Linked DNA regions of Homo sapiens: regions 1 and 3 are each linked to region 2. The links are chromatin loops, found by intact Hi-C in ENCODE. Cell type or tissue: heart left ventricle. All regions are shown on one strand.

Region 1 (8,000 bases), 290 kb after region 2:
AATTTTCCATTTTAACCATTTTTGAATATTGATAAAGATATTTAGATGTAGCAGAAATAATAGCTCCTGTCTATAGAGCTGGGGGCGGTGCTAACACACAATGATACAGCTAAATGACAATCCATGAGAAAAACGAGCGAAAAACAAAATGAGCCCCAAATTATATTATCGTTAACTAGATATCAAAGGCTGATGACTCTAAATCCAGATTATAGAACTTTGAGGATTTAGAAATTCTGCAGTAACTGAATAATCTCAGGTCTTTTTTGTTTGTTTGTTTGTTTGTTTTGTTTTACTGAAGCCCCTAAATCCTACTCAGCTGAATTGTAAGGCAATTGGAAGGACTTGAGAAATTTTAGAGAAGACTTCTAGAGGGTTTATAGGACCCCATAGATTAGTGACTTTATAAACTCTAGCCCTTCACTAGGTGTGCTTACTTATTCTTATAACCTGTGGTTTGAGAATTTTTTTGTTGGAGATGCCTAAACATTAAGGAGAAAATAATGTATTGGCCACTATTCTTTCATAATAGTGGTTTCAGCCACAAATAGATCATATTTTGATAGCTTTGAGTATCAAATTCTGTCAAATATGATCATTTCCTTTGAAAATGGGCAAATTCTGAAAGTTGAACAGCAGTATAGAATACACATCAATGAATCAATTTTATGTCCATTAACTCCATACTTGGCTTTTTATAATGCATTATACTGAACATTGATAGAATGAAAATATTTACACCTACACATGCATGTATGTATACATTCATATAATATGCACATTTGCATGGGCAGGTTAAGTTGACTGTTTTCCTCTAAAACCTTTGCAAACTGGAAGCTTAACCAGGAAGGAAGCATAGTATCCGGTAGCAAAATGATAGAATGATCCTGAGATATTAAAAAATAATTGCGTTTTTAAGACTCTATCTTTTTTTGGTGCTACAATTTGAAATAGATGAACCACTCCTCCCCACTTTCAGAGAGAAGGAGAGAAAGAGAAACTATTGAACCTATAGTTTTATGAGGAAGTATAATTTCTAAACATGCCTAAAAAGAATCAGAGGAAGTACTTAAAATTAGATTTTCAGGTCCCTCTGAAAGTTTGGGGTGGGACCCAATAACCTGTATTTTTAATATGAGACCTGGGTGAATCTTATCAGTAGACACCTCTGGGGAATAGTAAAGTATCAGATAAAGCAAATAGATAGTGATACCTTGTTTCATGGGCAGAAATTAAATGTATTTTTTTATCTTTAGCTTAAGATAATTTTTACTCTAAGTAAAAAACTAGTACTTCTATTCAGAAATCTCCCCAGGCAGAGAAATCTCCATGCAAATTATTGCCTTTAGGTTAGCAAGATTTTTTCCATGTTACATGAATATATTTTCAACGTTAGCTTATGCGACAATATTGGAATATAGGTATGTATTTCTCTCACGTATTTACCTTTAAATGTATTGTGCTTAATGTACATTTGTACATATATCCATTAAGATATTCAGACCGAGAACACACATGAAAGTGGAATTCTTGGGAATACCAAATTTGCAAAAATGCAAACAAAAATACCAGCCATCTGACAGAATCTTAGTGGCTGGGTCTGTTTATTAGTAAAAACAACAAGCCACTTTTTGCTGTGTGGACAACTCTCTGAGGTCAGGCAACAGGCACCAGAACTGCAAATTTTAGTAACCTCTCTTCATAAAAGATAGGGGCAGGTGATTTTGTAAATAGTCAAAGTAAGATGGTCAGTCAAAGCAGACGCAGTTATGGTATCATTTGATTGGTGAAAAGTTTTTTAAAAGGGTGAGTGATACGCATACTAAAGCAGTAACTAAGACTTAACAACCAGGCTAGACTTTCTTAATTTACTCCAGCCCAGGTTTGTTTTCCTTTATGTCAATGGATGAATTGTTCCTCACCACATGGTACATATGGTTCCCATTAACTTTGTCTTTATCCAGACGTTTTTCATTTCTACCATTAAATCTTGAGTTTTGAAATTGCAGAGGCAGGTTGAAATTGGTAAAGAAAGTCTATTACTTGTGTGTTTATGGCAGTGTTTAAGGTTTATTTTTGGAAATCCTTAGTCCTGTTCACACATTCTTATATTCCACTTTCAAAGACAGAAATGGAATCACAGTTGACCTTATCACTATAGCAGCAAGGGTGGATCATTTTCCCCTCTTGCACAAATTAAAATGGTACTCTGTCCTTTTGATTTTCACACAGTGAAGTAAAATTGACAGTGGCCTCGTTCCTGTCTGATAGAATTGTGGATGAAATCCTGGATGCACTCTCACATTGCCATCATAAACTGGTGAGTGCTGTGCACATCTTGAGCAGGACCTCCTGTTTCAGCTCTGCTGTGATGCAGGATGACTTCCGGTGTGGGGATGTGATTTCTTTTCTGTATTTCACACTATTACAGCTTTATGGTTTGTGATCTTGGTTTTCCTCCTTTCTCTTCTATGTTGCTTCTAGCCATTCTGGAGCATGTTAGAACTTCTCCAGAGGGAATGATAAGGGAAAGCAGAACTGATTGTATCCAGAAATCTTATTGTTCATTTATTATAAAGGTCAAAAGCTTGGGGAAGAAATGTTGAGACTGAAGTCTGAAATTAACATTTTAATTTATCTTTGCTCATTTTGTTGTTGATATGATTATTTGATAATGGACTATTCTAAAAACATGGGAGAAAATAAAAATATTTGAATAAAGAAAGTGCAAGAACAAAATGGGCATAATTTAGTAATGGATAGCTGCTGACTGCCCCACAGGTGCCTTGGATATAACCAAGGTAAAAAAAAAATTTCTTCATCTAGAGACTGGTTCTGCCTCAAGGTAGGGGATTTTACTTCCAATATCAGTGCATATGAAAAAATGTATCAGAAACTCAATGTTGCGCAAACTTCAGGAAGTTCTCTGAGGTACAGATGAAGCTTTTATAACTGGTTATATCTAATGCCTCAATATGATGCAGTGGAAGTCTCCCAGGAAAGTTATAGCAATGTTTCCTTCAAGAAAAATAATTCTTCAATGTTTTCTTAACTGTGCGGGATGGAGATACCAGTTTTATGGCATTGAATTGTTGGGTGACCCTAGAGAATCCTAAAATGAGAGGAGCAGCAATAGCTTCTTCTGCGTGAAACAGACAAAATGCATGTTTTTGAAAAATTCATTTGAGAAAAACGTGTAAGACTGTCTTCCAAAATCTGAAAGACAAGACAGATATCTCTAATAGCACAATTCAAATGCTGCCTGTGGACCAGAGGTGGCCCACTAATGGATGGTTCCCCAGAGGAAGCATCCAGAAACTTCTTGAGCTTCCAATATCAGTGCATATGAAAAAATATAGTTTTTCATTGTAGCACCAAAAAAGATAGAGTATCCAAACACATGTTATCTTTCTGATTTTTCTTTTTTATTGTATTTTAACAGTGTATTGGTTTGTGCTAAATTGGAAATATAAAAAACCAGTTTATCACCACATTGAATGTAAGAAACACTGTTTTCTATTTCCTGGCACAGTAAAGAGCTACATGATTGTTTAGAGCTCCTGATTCAGCCTTTTTTTAAATAAGTACAAACAAAAGCAATAGAGTATTCATTCATTCATTCATTCATTCATTCATTCATTCAGGATGGAGTCTTGCTCTGTCACTCAGGCCAGAGTGCAGTGGTGCGATCTTGGCTCACTGCAACCTCTGCCCCTAGGTTCAAGTGATTCTCCTGACTCAGCCTCCCGAGTAGCTGGGATTACAGGTGTGTGCCACCACACCTGGCTAATTTTTGTATTTTAAGTAGAGATGAGGTTTCACCATGTGAAATCCTTTCTCAGTCTCCTGACCTCAAGTGATCCACCTGCCTCAGCCTCCCAAAGTGCTGGGATTACAGGTATAAGCCACTGCACCTGGCCTAGAGCATCCTTTTAAAATAAACTTATTTTAGAAACAGTTTATTGATAACCCATGGCTCCAGGAATGGCCTTAAAATGCTTACTTATGACACAAATAGTACATATTATACTAACAGAAATCTTCATGTGAGAACTACACTGAAAGTTTGAATTTTTCACTTTTTTGCATTTGTTTTTTCTTAAAGAATTTACTCAGAAAGTATTGATTTTTTTAATTGCGAAAAAATTTGCTGAATGCACTTTTGGTTTGAACTTCATTTTAACATTAATACTGCTGATTTAGATTATAAGGAAAGAGATTAAGTCTCATATGAAGGAAATACTGTCTTCAAAATGAAACCTTGGTTTCAATGACTTTCAGATACCATTTTCACCAACTTAAGTTTGTAAACGTTCTCAAAGTTTCCGTGGACTTGCCAACTGGTTTTCATTGTTTCAGAAGAATTAAATCAAAGTTCCTGGTGTCAGATCAGCTCAGCACTGAAGTTTGTTAATTTCAGCCAAGCTTATTCTACCTCTTATTTAATTTTTTATGTTTACCTAAAGTATAACACTGGAAATTAAGAAATCATATCAAATATGGTATTCATTATATGAAAACAATGAAAGCGAGCAGGAATTAAAATTTTGCTAGTAATTTCCTTCTTTTCAGTCCTTTAAAAATAATGAAAGTTGGAATTGTTTTATTACTCTCAGATACTTTTTAGTATAGAAGGAAATTTCTTCAGAGGAATTATCAAATAAAATTAATAAAAAGAACACTACTATGTTGTCTCTTCATTTACTAAGAGATTTATAACTTATTGCTTAAAACACTCTGTCCTCCAAAGAAAGATAATAAAAGGAGGTAAGTTACTGTACTGTGAATGTATTAAGAATTGTCCTTGTCACTCGTCAGCTTTGTGCTCCACTGCGCCATCTTGTGGAAGACGTCTTCAGGAATCCTGCTAACCAGCACTTTCTCTGTACTTTAATTTCTCCTCGTACACGTCTTGACCTTCTAGGCTGACCATTTCAGCAGACGTGGCAAGACCCTTCCTCAACAAGAATCCTTAGAGATCGAGCTGGCTGAGGAGAAGCCAGTTAAACGTTCCATCATCACAGTGGAGGAGCTAACAGAGATAGAGCGTTTGGAAGATCTGGATACCTGTATGGTAAGACACATCCTCTGGTGGTACCGTTACCCTTTTCACTGGACTGTGCCATTGTTTTTTTTTTTTTTTTTAAATCTCACCTTTTGAAATCAGACCAAACAAAACACTGTCCCCACCCTCAGACAATTCTTTCAGAAAAGTCCTAAAGAGGCCGCTAATGAAGTGAATAAAGCTGAAGCTTCAGCCCCCTTCTAAGGCCCTGTAGCCATAGTGGGAAAATTCCTAATTAGGAGAAATAGATTAGGTAACTCTTAAAGGTTTTTGTGACAGGAAAATATCTTCAAATAAAATTATAAATAAGCCATTAAAAATGTGGAGAAAGACTTTTTCAAATAAAAAATATATATAGGGTGACTCTTTCTTGGTCTTACCTGTTTTCTTTTGTTACACAACTTTTTGACAAACCCTTAAATTTGGGCTTCCTGTTTAGATGAGATTCTGTTTCGTTAACCTGATTTGATGTGCTTTAGAAGATGGAATGCACACTATAATGTTTACCTAACTGTAGGTCTTAATTTCTTATCCATTTTCTAAATTTCATGTAGCATATCCATCTGGCCCTATAACTAGAGTATTTAGGTTGTTAATACCTTTTCACTCTAAGGAAAATTTTATCTGAATCCTATTTCATTATTTTAAAATTTATATTAATCAGCATAGCTACTTCTCACTTTACCATGAAACAATTGTTTGTGTCTATATCATCCTCTGTATTCAATATGTTTATGTCTTACAAAATGTTTACTTTTTAATAATTCCTTATAATCTGAGGTGGTGGTGGTAAGACTAGGTTTTGGTTACTTATATGTCCAAATGTTTCTACATTAGCTTGTGATTTTAGTAATTTTTAGATGAAGCCATTGTTAAGAAATAGTACTTGTTTTAACTTTGAACACCAAGGATCTGATATGGCCGATATTACTTTTCTAACCTAGGAGGGAATGTAGTGTGTTAAGAAGTTTACTTATTTATAAACCACTGTTATCATGTTTTAAAGTCTGTGAATAAAATATTTGAGGGTTCTCTATGTAAAGTCCTGTCCTATACAAGGAGAACAGCAAAGAAAGCCTAATGTATAATCCAAGATTGTAAGCAACATTCTAATATCACTAAATAAGGCTGAAAAACAGTTTTCTATATAATTATATAAACCTGCACATATATTTAATCTGGGTGGAGGAAATTGTCAAGTTTTTAAAAACTTGGTTGTCCATCTTATTATAACATTTATATTTCATAAGTATTTTGAGTTTGTTTGCCTTTTGAGGCATTAGAAGTTGGACACTATGTTATAGGATAATTGTTCTGGAAAGCTCTTAGACTAGCCCTAAAAGAAAACAAATAATAAGAAATAGATTTGAATTAAAAATTTGAAATCAACTCCACATACCACGTTTCCTACCAGATTTATTTGGTCATGTGTAAATTGGAAAAGGGTGAAGGAAAAAACAAGCTAGTAAAATGTATTTTATTAGGTTTATAGATGATGTGGTTTGGAATGAGGAAAAGTTGGTTATGAAAGACTGGCTCACCTACTGTAACGTTGGTTTTAAACTGTGTAAACTTTGTTTGGAAGTAAGTTTTTTTGTTTGTTTAATTTGGTTTAGTTTTGTGAAAGGAAGAAAAAGGTTGTTTGTTTGTTTTAAGTGAGTGAGTTGAGGGTGGAGGAAAGGAATAATTTTAAAAAATGCAGTTGGAAGACCACCCTCAGAACTTAAGGGACAGGCCTGCAGCAGGCACAGCCCCTGTGAGTCAGCATCCATTGTAAAAACATTCATGTTGCCATGATGCCTAAAGAGGCAGGAGTAGATGTAGATCTCTTTGAATTCAACTCTCAGGACAAGCCACGTTAGGAGGGTAGACTTTATCTGGTTTAAAGGGCCAAGGAGGTAAGCAGGGAGGGCCATTCCTGAGATGAGCCTGTGTTGAGTCCTAGGGTGAGGAGCAGGGCCCTGGGTGTTGAGGGAGTGACAGAGAAACACAAGAGCTCTTCATCAAAAAAAGAATATATAGGTAGGCATGAGTTTTTAAGTCATGAAAGCAGCTTTTGTTCTAATAAATATTGTCTTCATTCATTGTTCTAACTAGGCTAATAAGTTGTTAAGTAGTAGAAAACCAGAGTTAAATTTGCTGTTAGTGTAATGAAAAAGCATATTTTTGTGTGTGTAAAAAGTGCAAGTCGGGATTTTATACTATTGATAATAATTTCGTGTATACTTTCAGCCTAACCATCAATTCCAAGCCACCCAAAGATAGAACCTTTCACATGGCAGCAGCTGCCCGAAGTGCAAGGATCCCTCTCCTAAAGGAAATCGATTTTCTGAGCTGGTACAAACTCATAGCTAATTTGGAAGGAGTAGAGCAATAGATTGCTCTTTTAATGCCTCCTTTCATAATCAAAGTAGCAAACCATTATTGTTTGTTATTGACATCTATTACCAGATATTTCAAGCTGTGACCCTCATACGATGCCATTGGGGGAAAAAAGTTTGCAGTCCATATTTCAAAGGGAGGTGCATTTAATTCGTGATGGTTTTCTAAATGAGTGTATGCATTTTCCTTGGCAGCATTTCTATCTTAAGTGATCCGGAAAGTTAGGACTCAAGATTAACTGTTGTGTAGAAAACTATCAGAAGGGCAAGTACATAAGTACATGCACGCAACCTTTCCCTCATGGAATTAAAAACCCCTGGTGGGTAGAATTTGTGCCACAGATGGAGCTTACAGCACTGTTGAATTTGATTGCTTTGGGAGATGTTGTAATTTTACTATTACCAAAAATGTTTGTTTATAGCCCAAAGAACGGTGAAACTTTCCCTATGAATTCCAAAGGAACTTTGACACATCACCAACCTGCTATTCACAGATTTAAGTTTGTTCACAGATCCTGGCATTTTTTGTGCAGGATGTTCATAGCTACTAAACC
Region 2 (8,000 bases):
TTGCAGTGAGCCAAGATAGCGCCACTGCACTCCAGCTTGGGTGACAGAGCGAGACACCGTCTCAAAACAAACAAACAAACAACAACAAAAAAAATTAAACCATGTAACCAATAGAGATGTGTGTGTGTGTGTGTGTGTGTGTGTGTGTGTGTGTGGTGTTGTGTGTGGTTAGGCAAGCAAAAACAACAAAAAGCAAGCAAACAATAAATCTAACATTTAGGATCAAAATATTATTTGAGGGAGATGCAATGGGATGAGACAAGAAAGGCACATGTAGATAAATATAGGTTACTTATTCTGATTGTTGGGTTGGATGTTTATTATATTATTGAATGGTATTGTGAATGGATCAAGGATGATGGCATATAAACACCCAAAGTTTATGGTTAACACAATTCTGTGCATCTGAAGTGCAGGAGAACAAGGTGGGAAGTAAAAAAGAAGAGTAGAAAAGAACACAGCATTATGAAGTCTGTGGCAGAAAACAATATAACTTTCTAGAGCATAAAAAAAAGGCCAATGTGAGCACGGCTGGAACTGGAGGACGTTATGTTAAGTGAAATAAGCCAGGAACAGAAAGTTAAACACCACATGTTCTCACACATATGTGGAAGCTAAAAAAAAAAAAAATGTTGAGCTCATAGAAGTAAAAAGTAGGACAGAGGATACCAGAGGCTGGGGAGGGTCATGGGAAGGGTGGGTCGGGGGCAGGATAGGGAGAGATTTGTTAAAGGACAAAATTACAGGTAGATAGGAGGAATAAGTTCTATTGTTCTATACCACTGTAGGTAATACATAGTTTCGAATAGCTAGAGGAGGAGGAGGATACAGAATGTTCCCAACCCAAGAAATGACCATTGTTTCAGATGATGGATATGCTAATTACCCTGATCTAATCACCATACATTATGTTTCAAAACAATACTATATACCCCCATGAATATGTACAATTATTATTTGTCAGTTTAAAGGTTTTTAAAAGATTAAAATTAAAAAAAAAAAGAAAAAAACCCGGCCGGGCGCCGTGGCTCACGCCTGTAATCCCAACACTTTGGGAGGCCGAGGCGGGCGGATCATGAGGTCCCGAGATCCAGACCATCCTGGCTACTTTCGTGTCTACTAAAAATACAAACAGGGCCTGTAGTCCCAGCTACTTGGGAGGCTGAGGCAGGAGAATGGCATGAACGCAGGAGGTGGAGCTTGCAGTGAGCTGAGATCGGGCCACTGCACTCCAGCCTGGGCGAGAAAAAAAAAAAAAAAAGAAAGGAAAGAAGAAAGAAAGAAAGAAAGAGAGAGAGAGAGAGAGAGAGAGAGAGAGAGAGAAAGAAAGAAAGAAAGAAAGAAAGAAAGAAAGAAAGAAAGAAAGAAAGAAAGAAAGAAAGAAAAAAGGCCGCCCGGTGCGGTGGCTCATGCCTGTAATCCGAGCACTTTGGAAGACCGAGGCGGGCGGATCACGAGGTCAGGAATTCAAGACCAGCCTGATCAACACAGTGAAACCCCATCTCTACTAAAAACACACAAAAAATTAGCCAGGTGTGGTGGCTGGTGCCTGTGGTCCCAGCTACTTGAGAGGCTGAGGCAGGAGAATTGCTTGAACCCAAGAGGCGGAGATTGCAGTGAACCAAGATAGTGCCACCCCACTCCAGCCTGAGCAACACAGTGAGACTCTGTCTCAGAAAAAAAAGAAAAAAAAACATTTTCTGTGTGCCTGACACATAGAAAATCAGCAAGATGTATCTCTCAGGGCAGACTCTCACTGACTCATCCCATAGAGGCTGTCATTCAAGCATTTATTAAATCATGATGTGAAATGCAACAGTCATAAATTCTGGAATGTTTAACCCATTTAGCACGGGGGAGGGTAGAAAAGTCACATAGTAGCACTCAATAAATGTTAGTTCACATCCCCTTTATAACTGTAAAGTTCTGCAAAGGCAATACTAGTGTTTATTTTCGTATGGAGAAATAAAATAGAACAAGCATGATATCATGAAAACAACACTTAAAATGAGAGTTCTAGCTTTGCCAATAACTAGCTGTATGATATTAGGAAAATTATTCTCACTGGACTCCATCTGTAGTAACTGGAGTTTGGTATATTGGAAATTTCCAAGTGAGTTCCACAAAACACTAATGTCTTTTAGGATGTTAATAGGAGCTAAATGAGAAAGAATCTGTGATCAAGTCCTATTTGTAAGTGGACTGAATGTTTGTGTCCCCCCCAGATTCATATTTTGAAGTCTTCACCTCCTGTATGGCTGTATTTGGAGATGGGGCCTCTAAGGAAGTATTTAAGGTTGAATTAGGTCATAAGGGTGCAGAACTGATCCAATTGGATTAGTGTCATTAATAGAAGAGACATAAGAAGAGCACCTCTCACTCTCTCCAATATCATCCTCCAAGAAAAGACCCTGTGAAGACAAAACAAGAAGGCAGGTATGTGTAAGCCAGGAAGAGAGCCTTCACTGGAAACCTAACAAGTCAGCACCTTGATCTTGAACTTCCAGCCTCCAGACTGTAAGAAAATTAATTTTTCTTGTTTAAGACCCTAGCCCATGATATTTTTTTATGGCAGCCCAAGCTGCCAAATACGGTTTTATGTATAACCCTTCTCAAAGATTTCTAATACTCGGAGAAGTTCTTTTTTTTTTTTTTTTTTTTTTTTTTTTTGAGACGGAGTCTCACTGTCGCCCAGGCTGGAGTGCAGTGGCGCAATCTCGGCTCACTGCAAGCTCCGCCTCCCAGGTTCACGCCATTCTCCTGCCTCAATACTCTAAGAAGTTCTACAGTGAAAAAAAAAAAAAAAAGAAAGAAAGAAAACAAGGGAAATTTATCTAATGTACTGCTTCTGAAACTTATTTGTCTATTAAACACTTTTTTAAAATCACCATCTTTTGAAACAGGGCTTGGGAAACACTAGCCAGGATTTTTCAGTTCTGTCAGTTCTGAAACTAGGATTCCTTCTAAAACCTATACGATGTAACTGATAAAGTTAGATTTAAACATGAGTGAGACTCCACTTATAAACTAGGTTATAACAAGGAAATTCAAAGGAGATTGTAAATGCAGAGGCAGCACAGTGAATGAAGTAAACACTTGAAAAACAGCATCATATGTCATGCGTGGTGGCTCATGCCTGTAATCCCAACATTTTGGGAGGCTGAGTTGGGCGGATCACCTGAGGTCAGGAGTTCGAGACCAGCCTGCCCAACATGGTGAAACCCCGTCTCTATTAAAAATACAAAACTTAGCCAGGTGTGGTGGCAGACACCTGTAATTCCAGCTACTCGGGAGGCTGAGACAGAAGAATTGCTTGAACCCAGGAGGTGGAGGTTGCAATGAGCCGAGATCGCACCACTTCACTCCAGCCTGGGAAACAGAGCTCCATCTCAAGAAAAAAAGAAGGAAGGAAGGAAGGAAGGAAGGAAGGAAGGAAGGAGAGAGAGAGAGAGAGAGAGAGAGAGAGAGAGAGAAAGAAAGAAAGAAAGAAAGAAAGAAAGAAAGAAAGAAAGAAAAGAAAGAAAGGAAAGAAAGAAAGAAAGAAAGAAAGAAAGAAAGAAAGAAAGAAAGAAAGAAAGAAAGAAAGAAAGAAAGACCATCACTGCTTTGTGTGGAGACAGCTTCTGTGTTCTTTCAGGACAACTTGAGAAGTTTTACCAACAAAAACTCTCCTGGGATCTCCATTTGTTCATTCCATAAATATTGAGTGCTTACGGTGTGTCAGGGACTGTTCTAAACACTAGCATGATAGATGGCATCATGAGACACCAACGTGTGTCAGAAGAGAGCTCTCATTGCAAACACTAATTTGTACAGATTTTTAATTGCAGCATGAGCAAAAGTAGCTAGCAACTCTGCTAGTTACCAGCAGATGGCAGTAGCAGTCACTTCTTTACTGGCATTTTAGATTGGGAATGTGTAGAAGCACCACAACCTATCATCAGAACTACTCTGTGGTGTCAATGTGTGACTTAGGGACAGTTATCTAACCCGTCTGGAGTGAAGCTTCCCTATTTAAATACTAGAGATAATAAAAGCACCTACCTCTTAAGTTGTCTCGAGAGTTACATGAGATAAAACACTTGAAGTGCTTTATCTTCAACATGAAGGAAGGGTTAATAAATGCTAGTTATTACTTAGTATGGTTGATACTGTTTTTTTGCCATTTGACAAAATGTCAATTATCCAAAAGAGGAAGAGAAGCAGATGGCTAAAAGTTGTATTGCTTCATAGAGCAATAACAATATCAGCAATAAAGGAAAAGAAAATCTAAATATCTAAAAATATAACAAAGGGTGCAATACAATCTTAAGGTAATCGCTAGAAAGAAAGCAAAAATCTGAGCAGGTTTTTAAATTAGTACTTTTCCAACAGGTCACTTTTAAAGTATTTTGACTGTCTGATAACTCCCTACCTGCGCTGACTCAACATAATTGTGAATTATTTGTAAATTTCCTATTCATCAAAGATGCAGCAGATTTGCGAACAGAGTTTCTAGCTAGATAGCCAAGGGAATCATGGGGCTATTAGACAGCTAACTTTTTTTCTTAAGCTTATTGTTTATTGGAACCAAAGATAAGTTGTTTCAAGGCTAGGACCTCCGGAATGACTCAGTTAAAATGAGCCAGAATTCAGAATTTAGAAGCCTCAGAGCCAGCTTACCTCACTTCTTAAAAATATTTGGAGGAAAACACTAGGGAACTGAGTTGTAATGGGGAGGTGGGTAAGAGGAGTAAAACCCTCTTATATACCCTTGAGAGCTGTTTGAACAGCAAAGATTCCCAAAACAGGGACAAACTATTTCTAGGGATAATCTATATATGCAAATATAACTGTTTATTGAATGAATTCGTCCATATGGGAACGATTATGATGCTTCAGGACATGGATGATTTCACTACAATCTCAAGAGTTCAGTTAAAGAGGAAAACTTTCCATCTGCAATCCAAAACATCCCACACTTTTCTCTAGTAACAAATAGGGAGGTCTCAAAAGACAAGTTATCCTTTTTAGGAGATCTCCACAGCCTGAACTAATGAGCAACTGAACAATAATAATCTCATTTTTATGACAATTCATGTGACGACATTGAACAATGGGAAAATAGGAGATAAGCAATGCTGATGAAATGTGTCAGTGGCTTAGCATCATTGATGGCTATTATTATTTTTACTTCTTATGTGGCCAGATTTTTTAAACAGAAAATTTGGAAAGATTTCTCAGACTGCTATTTTCTCTTTTTAGGTTGACTTATTTATTGCCCCCACTTCAGAAATTACTTTTTGAAATTGCCCCAGATATCAGGTTCCAGAGGACAGAAGCAAACAACAAAGGTTAATCCTGAGTATACAGATATTAATAAAAATAGAAAAGAAATGTGAAAAATAAGTACATTCACTAATAAAAGTAGTTTAGTATTCTTTTTGTGATTGATCAATATGCTAAAAATACAACACACACACACATACACAACAAAGTTAGTAAAACTAAACAAAAACACGTATCGCCCATCATTCAGCATTCACAATACAATGATTTGCTGAAATTTCTCTTAATTTTTTCTATGTTTTATGCCAACTTTATTGTGGTAGCAGATTGTGGTATATTCCCTCCCCTAGAGCATGGAAGGGACCTGTAAATATGATGGGATCTTTCATTATTAGGTTGTGTTATATGTAGTACAGATGACTTTAAGAAAGAGGGACTAGGGTGAGGAGGAAAGGGAGGGAGAGAATTAACCTAATGCATGCAGGGCTTAAAGCCTAGATGACAAGTTGATGGGTACAGAAAACAACCATGGCACTTGTATACCTATGTAACAAATCTGCACGTTCTGCACATGTATCCCAGTACTTAAAGTTAAATAAATAAATAAATAAATAAATAAATAAAGAGAGAGAGAGAGAGAGAGAGAGAGAGAGAGACTAGCCAGGTGCAGTGAGTGGCTCACGCCTGCAATCCCGCACTCTGGGAAGCCAAGGCAGGCAGATTGCTTGAGTCCAGGAGTTTGAGACCAGCCTGAGCAATGTAGTGAAACCCTGTCTCTACTAAAAATACAAAAATGTTAGCCACGCATGGTGGTGTGCACCTGTAATCCCAGCTACTCAGGAGGCTGAGACAGGAGAATCACTTGAGCCTGGGAGGTTGAGGCTGCAGTGAGCCAATATTGTGCCACCGCACTCCAGCCTGGGCAACCACAGTGAGACCCTGTCTCAAAAAAAAAAAAAAAAAAAAAAAGAGAGAGAGAGAGAAAGAGAGACTATACTTGGTGGTCCTGACCTGTCCAGGTGAGTCCTTAAAAAGGACAAGTCTCTTTCTGGTGAAAGAGGTTAGAAGCATGAGAGGAGTTTGATGCAAGAGAGATTCTAGCTTTGCTCACTTTGAAAATGGAAAGGGGCCACATGCCAAGGAAAGTAAGCTGGCCCTCGGAGCTGAGAATGGGCCCTGAGTGACAGCCAGCAAGGAAACAGAGATTTCAGTTCCATAATCACAAGGAACTAAATTCTGTCAACATCCTGAATGAGGTACAAAGCAGATTCTTCCCAATAACCTACAGAAATAAACATTTCTAGTAATATATATATCATTCTGAGAGTTATTTTATCTTTTCTGATTTCCAAAAATAGAATCCCCATGGAATCTGAGGTTAGACAACTGTATGCCTCCTGTTACCACAAGTACACACTCTTTTGTGTCTAGATTTCTTTTTCTTAGCATAATGTTTTTGAGATTCATCCATATTGCCATATATAATATTAGTTCATTTCGTTTTATTGCTGAGTGTTTCTCTCTCTTTATTTTATTTTATTTATTTTTTTGAGACAAGATCTCACTCTGTCACCCAGGCAGGAGTACAGTGGTGGGATCATGGCTCACTGTAGTCTCGACCTTCTGGACTCAGGTGAGTCTTCCATCTTAGCTTCCCAGGTAGCTAGGACTACAGGCACACACCACCATGCCCAGCAAATTTTTTTTTTTTTTTTTTTGAGACGGAGTCTTGCTCTGTAGCCCAGGCTGGAGTGCAGTGGTGCCATCTTGGCTCACTGCAAGCTCTGCCTCCCAGGTTCACACCATTCTCCTGCCTCAGCCTCCCGAGTAGCTGGGACTACAGGTACCCACCACCACACCTGGCTAATTTTTTGTATTTTTAGTAGAGACGGGGTTTCACCGTGTTAGCCAGGATGGTCTCCATCTCCTGACCTCGTGATCCGCCCTCCTCGGCCTCCCAAAGTTCCGGGATTACAGGCGTGAGCCACCATGCCTGGCCTGCTTAGGATTTTCTATGTATACAGTCATGCCATCTTCAAATAAGACAGGCTTTTCTTCCTTTCTGCCCATTATGTCTTTCATTTCTTATTCTTGCCTTATTAGTATTGCTAAGACTTCTAGCATAATATTGAGTATAAATAGGAAGAGTAGATACTCTTGTCTTGGTTCTGATTTAAGGAGGGAAGCATAAGGGGGACTAAATGCTTCCACCAGTAAATATAACATTACTTATAGGTTTTCCATAGATTCAATTTATTAATTTGAGGAAATTCTCCTCTATCCTAGTTAATGAGAGTTTTTATTTTGAATGGATGTTGAATTTTGCCTTATGGTTGTTTGTGTGTGTAAAGAGATAATTGATGTGACTGTTTTTCCTTTTCTTTATGGGATGGTTTTTATTTTGAAATTCAAATGTCTTTCGTAGATTTAGGGCTTTTCAGATTTTTTCTATTTCTTCTTGAGTCACTTTTGACATTTTTATCTTTCAAGGGATGTGTAGGTTTCATTTAACCTGTAAAATTTATTGGCATAATGTTCTTCATAATATCTCCAATATTATCCCTTTTAATATTTGTAATCATGTCCCCCTCTCATTCCTAATATTGGTCATTTGTGTCTTCTATCTTTTTGTCTTGATCAGTCCACCAAGTGTTGCATAAAATTTAATAAATTTTTTTGCAAAGACCCAGATTAAGTTTTACTAATTTTAAAAAGTTATGGGTCCAATTTCA
Region 3 (8,000 bases), 680 kb after region 2:
CTCGGCTCACTGCAACCTCCACCTCATGAACGTAGTTTTAAACAGCACTAGTGCCTAAACCAGACTCCAGAGATCATGATCCCTAATCCTATCCCTACCCTGCGGTACTCATTCTGAGATATGCCCTGGGTAATAAGAATTTTAGAAGGTACTCAGGTGATTCTAATGTTCAACCAGTCTGAGAACCATTCGCAGACTTCATATAGATACTTTATTCCAAACAGCTGAGCTGGACCATAGCTAGAAGAAGGAATAGAGATGAATGAGAGTTCATATTTTCCATAGAAAGCCGCTGCCCTCTTCTAAATGTGAATGGAAGTTCTGGAGACCCCTATCCTAAGGTAGACAGATGACAGATACACTGGAGAATGCTGAAGGAAGCAGATAGGAGTCTAGGCTTTAGACCACACCTTCCAAGACGTACTACTCATGCCTGATGAAGTATTACCAAACATACCCCTGGGCCAATAAACAAAGCAGGAGCAAATGTGTTTGTGTGTGTATAACTTTCTACACAAAATACAGAAAAAAGTGATTCAATGTTCAGCATAAATAAAATTTTGTGTTTTAGTATTGTTTTATTTCAAAGTACATCTTGGTGAGAATGCATTATTTTGAACTGGATAAAAGCCCCCCACTACTGAATCCCAGGTCTCTCTATGAAGCCTGAATAGAGGCACTGTAACTCTAATGGCCAAAGGGCTGGCCTGGAAATTCTCCCTTCAGCTGCAAAAAGAGAAAAAGAATAATCCAAGCAAACAAACAAAACAAAGAAATGAGCAAACCACTACAACACAAAACCCTTGGGATGAGATGAGTACTAGACTGGGAAAGTGATAGCTCTGGTATTCATGTGTGTGTGTGTGTGTGTGTGTGTGTGTGTGAGAGAGAGAGAGAGAGAGAGAGCACATGAGAGCACACACAAGACCCTATAGAGGAACCAAGTAGCTTATCTTCTTCCTTGGATTCCTCTATCTCATAGCCTAGAAGACATGGGGTGATCCTAGCCCCTGGTAGTGTAGGACAAGGTAGAGTGGGACTGTGGTTTTAAAATACTTTTTAGACCGGGTGTGGTGGCTCATCAACACTTTCGGAGGCGGAGGTGGGTGGATCACCTGAGGTCAGGAGTTTGAGACAAGCTTGACCAACATGCTGAAACCCCGTCTCTACTAAAAATATAAAAATTAGCTGGGCATGGTGGCAGGCACCTGTAATCTCAGCTACTCAGGAGTCTGAGGCAAGAGAATCGCTTAAACACAGGAGGCAGAGTTTGCAGTGAGCCAACATCATGCCATTGCACTCCAGCCTGGGTGACAAGGGTGAAACTCTGACTCAAAGTTAATTAGTTAATTAAAATAAAATACTTTTTTATTTGGGGCTGGGTGCAGTGGCTCATGCCTATAATTCTAGCACTTTGGGAGGCCAAAGTGGGAGGATCACTTGGGGGCAGGAGTTTGAGACTAGCCTGGGTGACATAGCAACATGCCATCTCTACAAAAATTTAAAAAATAAAAATTAGCTGAGTGCAGTGGTGCACACCTGAAGTACCAGCTACTCATGAGCCTGAGGTAGGGGGAATTACTGGAGCCCAGGAAGTTGAGGCTGCAGTGAGCAATGATTGGGCCACTGAGCTACAGCCTGGTGACAGAATAAGATGCTGTCTCTAAAAACAAAAAACAAACAAAAAAAACCCAAAAACCTTCTTATTTTAAAATGATTTCAAACATATAGAAAAATCAGAAAAACAGTACAAAGAACACTCATATACTTTTTACCTAGATTGTTAATATTATACATTTGCTTTTTCTCTACCTATCCATTTATTTATATGTCTTTATATCTCTTTATATATATATATACTTACTGAAACATTTGAAAGTTGCAGATAATCATCTTCCTATATTACTCAATACTTTATCTTTAAATTCAAATTCAAATTTTACCAGCTGTCCCAATCATGTCTCTGACAACACTTTTTCCCCTCAATCCAGGATCACAAATTGCATTTGGTTGCTATCTCTTTAGTCTCTATTAACCTGGAACAGTTTCCTGGCCTTTCTTTATCTTTCATGATATGAAATGACAATGAATTTTTAAAGGTTAGGTGTTTTGTAGATTAGTTCAGTTTTAAAACTTCACAACAAAGTGCCAAAGATGTCTTGGCAGCAGTGCTCAAAACAGGTTGGAGATGCATAGGAGCCACAGAGAAGGGTCTGGTTCAAAGGCCAGTGGTCGTCTCATTACAGCACTGCTCCATCAGGTCTAGGTCTGGAGACTTGGTAGCACGTCTATGGCCCCAAAGTGTGTAGAGAATGTTGAGAATTGCCTAGGGTGGCAGACTTAGAGGAAGAAAGGTTGGTATGAGGCCTGTCTAAAATTGAATTTGGCTATAGAGTTATGGAAGGGTTTTAGGCCATGTCTGGGTGGAATCAGATTCAGTCAGCAAGTAAGGGGTCTTTGGGAGGTGAGCTTAGGCTGTCTGGGCCCCTTCGAGGAGGGCAGATTTTATGGGGAAGGGCTCTCCTAGAAGAACCTAGTTTAGGATGAGCAAATCACGCAGGTTCATTCTCCACTTTACCCTAGCACTTCCTAGGCTCAGTGGTGGTTTTGAACTTTTCCCATCCCTGCAATTACTCCATAAAGGGAATGTGCAAGGAAGAGGGGAGGAAAGAGATGTGAGTTCTGCCAGAGGCTTCACTGTTTCATTCCCAGATTTATTTGAAACCAACCCTCCTCCTGTACTTCATGCTCTCCAAGCTCATGGTCCTGGAACTTCACATTTACATAATACGGAATTTTTTTTATTACCCTTGATCTTTATGCATGCAATCTTTCTGAACACCCTGGACCCCCTCCTTCTCTTGGTGACCTTTTCCTTCTCCAAAACATGGTTCACCAGTTATTACCTCTGCAGCAGTGGTCCTTCCAGGAGTTGCTTGCTGCTTTGTTCTTCTCTCAGCCTCAACACTTTTTCTTATCTTGTTACAGCATTTAGAATGTAATGTTTTGTTTTGTTTTTAAAACACATCTTGGCTTTCTGGAAACTTATATAGAAAATAATTTTTTTTCCCTCAATAGATATATGGCTAGGGTCCAGCCTAATGTCTGCCATAGAGAAGCCTAATGTCCAGCCTAATGTCAATAAATGTTTATTGTGGGCATAAAGGAATACATTTTAAAATAATGGAGTGTTTAGGTAAAATTAGGATTATTAGCTTGAGTCATTTAAAATCATCCACAAGAACCAGATCAAATGTACATGTCTTTAATACTGGTGAAAGAAGTAGTTACGCTGTCTTAAAGGCAAAACGATATGGACATAGCCACCAGAAATACAAGAGTGCCATCTCTTGGTAAACCTGTTAGCAGACAGAGAAGACACTGAGAAGCCATGTAAAATATACTTGATAATGTGTCTCTTATGTAGGTTATGTAAAATGTGGAAGAAAGATGGAAACAAAATTGAGAGACGTGGTTATGGCATTTTCCAGGAAAATTGGAAAATATTTTCTCCTAATAATTCATGCAAAATGTAATGATATTTTTTAATGCAGAAGAAAACAGTGTAACAAAAAGCATTATAATTATGGCAAATTGTTGAATGCTTTCTCCACCCCTGCCCTTTCCACTCAGAGTAGGAATGAAATAAGGATGTCAGTTATCACACTTTATGTTCAATATTATATGGGAGATGCTAGCCAGTGTACTGTGGAAAGAAAAATAAATGTTAATGTTAGATGTTAATGGTGTAAATATTTCAATTGAAAGGCAAAGATTGTTAGAATCGACTTAAAAATGCAAGAACCAAACACGTTGGCTAGAAGAGAAACATCTTAAATATAAAAACACAGATAACTTGAGAATAAACATATTAAAATATATACACTATGCAAACAGAAAGCATAAAAAGACTAAAATGGCTATAATAATAACAGCTAAAATAGAGTTTAAGACAGAGAGTGTTACCAGAGACAGAGTGATATTTTGTATTGTTAAAGGAGTCAGTTGCCAGCCTGGCCAACATAGAAAAACCCCATCTCTACTAAAAATACAAAAATTAGCCAGTCATGGTGGTATGTGCCTGTAATCCCAGCTACTCGGGAGGCTGAGGCATGGGAATTGCTTGAACCCAGGAGGCGGAGGTTGCAGTGAGCCAAGATCACACCACCGCATTCTACCCTGGGTGACAGAGTGAGACTCTGTCTCAAAAAAATAAAATAAAATAAAAATGCCGAGGTGGGCGGATCACCTGAGGTCAGAGGTTCGAGACCAGCCTGGCCAACGTGGTGAAACTCTGTCTCTAATAAAAATACAAAATTAGTTTGGCATGCTGGCACATGCCTGTAATCCCAGCTACTTGGAGGCTGAGTCAGGAGACTCGCTTGAACCCAGGAGGTGGAGGTTGCAGTGAACCAAGATTGTGCCACTGTACTCCAGCCTGGGCAACAGAGTGAGACTCCATTTCAGAAAAAACAAAAACAATGACAATAGAAAAGTGTCATTTCATCAAGAAAACATAATAATCATAAATGTATGATTCTAACAACAGAGTTTCAAAATACATAACGAAGTTTTAAAATACATAGCAAAATGTCATAACAGAGTTTCAAAATACATAAAGTAAAAATGGAAAAGAAAAGACAAAATAGACAATTCTACAATCACATTTGGAGAGTTTAACACCCTTTTTTTGGTAATGATGCAATAACTAGACAAAATATCAGTAAAGACACAGAAGATCTGAACAATCCTATCTATTATCTTGAGCTAATTGATTTATAGAACATTATACACAATATCTGCATGCACATTTTGCTCAAGTACACATGATATATACATCATGATAGATCATATTCTTTTTTTCTTTTATTTTTAGTTGACATATAATAACTGTACATATATACGGGATAAAGAGTGATATTTTTATATGTGTACACAATGTGTAATAATCAAATCAGAGTAATTAGTATATCCATCACCTTAAACATTTATCATTTATTTTGTTGTGAGTATTCAAAATTCTTTTCTAGCTTTTTGAAAATATACAATAAATGAGAGTTAACCATATGCACCCTACAATGGTGCAGAACACCGGAACTCATTTCTACAATCTAGCTGTAATTTTGTCACCATTAACCAACCTCTCCCTATCCTCCCCTCCTTGCTACCCTTCCCAGCTTCCGGTACCCACAGTTCTGTTCTCTAAATCCATGAGCTAAAAATTTTTCTCTACTTTCACATATGAGTGATAACATGTAGTATTTATCTTTCCAATCCTAGCTTATCTTACTTAACATAATGTTCTCCAGTTTCATCTACGTTGCCACAAATGACAAGATTGCATTCTTCTCATGGCCAAATAGTATTTCATTGTGTATATATGCCACATTTTCTATCCATTTGTCTGTTAATGAACATTTAGGGTTGACTCTATATATCAGCTCTTGTGAAGAGTGACGCAATAAACATGGGGATGTAGGTGTCTCTTTGTATACTGATTTCCTTCCCTTTGGATAAATAGCCAGTAGCAGATTTTCAGCCTCATCTGGTAGATCTATTTTTAGGTTTCTGAGAAACCTCTGTTGTCAGTAGGCTGGTTCAGATTCTTGAATTCCCTGCACAAAAGAATTTGAAAGCCAGTCCAAAGTAAAAGTAGGCAAAGGAGTTTATTGCAAGGTGAAAGTACACGCTGATAGCAGAGTCAGGGTCGGCTACTTCAGCACCAATTGACACTGAAGAAACTCCCGTTATGGGAGTCCTACGTGATTATCCATGAGGGGGTGGGAATGGGCATTGTTGTTAAATATGTTTTGGGTGGTCTCTTGAATGTGCATGCAATATTGCCATACACGCTAGTACATACATCACATGTATTATTAGCATTTTAATTCTCTACCCAAGGGTGTGTTTCTTACTATTAAAATGAGTATATGTCAACCTGAGAACACAGCTTGTGGGTTTCTGCACTTGCACGAACTTAGGGATTTTCCCTCCTGCTCTTCTACCTCCTTGACTGAGGATATTCTAACCACTAGCCCCAGATGCAGTTTGTGTAATGTCAAGAGATTTGTTCTCTCCATCAATTTGACAAGTTTCTTGTTTCCTTTCAAGGGAGGCTGTGACCACCCTATGTAACCTACCTCACTTCCATACTATTTTGCATAATGGCTATGCTAATTGACATTTCCACCAGTGGGACATAAGAGTCCCCTCTTCTGTACATCCTCACCAGCATTTGTTATTTTTTGTTTTTTTGACAATAGCCATTCTAACTGGGGTGAGATGATACCTTATTGTGGTTTTGATTTGCATTTCCCTGATGATTAGTTATTTATATGGTTTGGCTGTGTCCCTACCCAAATCTCATCTTGAATTGTAACTCCCACAATTCCCATGTGTCCTGGGAGGAACCCAGTGGGAGGTGACTGAATTATGGGCCGGGTCTTTCCTATGCTGTTCTTATGATAGTGAATGAGTCTCACGAGATCTGATGGTTTTAAAAACGGGAGTTTCCCTGCACAAGCTCTCTCTTTGCCTGCTGCCATCCATGTAAGATGTGACTTGCTCCTCCTTGCCTTCCACCATGATTGTGAGATCTCTCCAGCCATGTGGAACTGTAAGTCCATTAAACCTCTTTCTCTTGTAAATTCCCCAGTCTCAGGTTAAGTCTTTATTAGCAGCATGAAAACAGACTAATACAGTGATGTTGAGCATTCTTTCATATATTTGTTGGCCAATTGTATGCCTTCTTTTGAGAAATGTCTGTTCAGTTCACTTGCCCACTTTTTAAATGAATTGTTGGTTGTGCACGGGTGGCTCGTGCCTATAATCCCAGCACTTTGGGTGGCTGAGGCAGGAGAACTGCTTGGGACTAGGAGTTTGGGACAAACCTGGGCAACACAGAAAGGCCCTGTCTCTAAAAAAATGAAAATAATAAAAATAAATGAATTATTAAATCTGACTACAGTAGAAATAAATTTGAAATCAATAAAAATAAGAAATGTAGAAAAAAACACACATATTTGGAAATTAAACATCATTCTAATTAATCAATCTCTCCAAACAAATCACAAAAAATTACAAAATACATTGTACTATATAATAATGACAATAAAGCACATCAAAATTCATGGGATGCAACTTAAACAGTGTGTAGAGAGATCTGTAACTTAAATTGCTTATAGTAGAAAACAAATAAAGTCTAAAATGAAAGTCCAGATTCTACAAAGGTGGTATGTCTAATAAGAGATACTTGTGTTCTCCCAGTAATACTGCGATCCCAAAGGATGATAAAAGTAAACTAGAAGTAATCCCATCCTACTCTCTGGAAACTGCTAGAATGTTTGCTCTGCTTCTCAGCAGAGCAAGGGATGTGAGAGAGGTGGGGAGAGACAGAGAGAGAGAGAGAGAGAGAGAGAGATCATCAATCCTGATAAGTTGTAACCACAAGCCAACTTTTATACACATTTAGGCTAAAAAATAAAAAGTCTTGGCTAGCCACAGAGGCTCATGCCTGTAACCCCAGCACTTTGGGAGACCAAGGTGGGAGGATCACTTGAGCCCAGGAGCTCGAGACTGGCCTGGGCAACAAAGTGAGCCCCATCTCTAAAAAAAATATTTAAAAAATTAGTCAGGCATGGTGGCACACACCTGTAGTCCTAGCTATACAGAATGGTGAGGCAGAAGGATTGCTTGAGCTCAGTAGGTTGAGGCTGCAGTGAGCCATGTTCACACCGCTGCACTCCAGCCTGGGTGACAGAGTAGGACTCTGCGTAAAAAAAAAAAAAAAAAAAAAAGTCTCAATTCATGAATTGAGTTTAAAGTAATACTTGACTGGTGGTACCCCAGCTTCCTGGCAAAAGCAGACACAAACCCCCTCTAGAAGAAAGAACATCCCAGTCCTCAGTGACCCATAAGTAATTTTACCAGAAAAATAAAGAAGTTACTGGCAAAATCATCAAATGCACAAAATGGATTGGAGGAAGCGTAGCAAGAATAAA

What was found. Peaks named below come from ENCODE experiments on the same cell type or tissue, not always from the same donor. Only the 100,000 strongest peaks of a DNase experiment are listed, where the experiment ranks them.
Region 1: a loop joins it to region 2, with 13 times the contacts of the local background. A loop is called at or near these places in 58 of 110 quality-filtered maps.
Region 3: a loop joins it to region 2, with 8 times the contacts of the local background. A loop is called at or near these places in 14 of 110 quality-filtered maps.

What each region holds. Positions count from the first base shown.
Region 1 is chr6:25,551,777-25,559,776 of GRCh38, forward strand. It overlaps CARMIL1 (capping protein regulator and myosin 1 linker 1), which reads left to right. Exons shown (of 37, transcript NM_017640.6): 28 at 2,233-2,320; 29 at 4,925-5,074. Among named protein-coding and RNA genes, the nearest start is that of SCGN, 96 kb to the right of the region's middle. In heart left ventricle, CTCF peaks have their summits at 4,839 (motif pointing left) and 5,039; a DNase peak (open chromatin) is centred at 4,845.
Region 2 is chr6:25,261,999-25,269,998 of GRCh38, forward strand. No RefSeq gene overlaps it. Among named protein-coding and RNA genes, the nearest start is that of CARMIL1, 13 kb to the right of the region's middle. In heart left ventricle, a CTCF peak has its summit at 3,871 (motif pointing right); no DNase peak of the experiment used is centred here; H3K27ac peaks cover 970 bases.
Region 3 is chr6:25,939,393-25,947,392 of GRCh38, forward strand. No RefSeq gene overlaps it. Among named protein-coding and RNA genes, the nearest start is that of SLC17A2, 13 kb to the left of the region's middle. RefSeq lists an enhancer at 6,218-6,277. In heart left ventricle, a CTCF peak has its summit at 3,350 (motif pointing left); no DNase peak of the experiment used is centred here.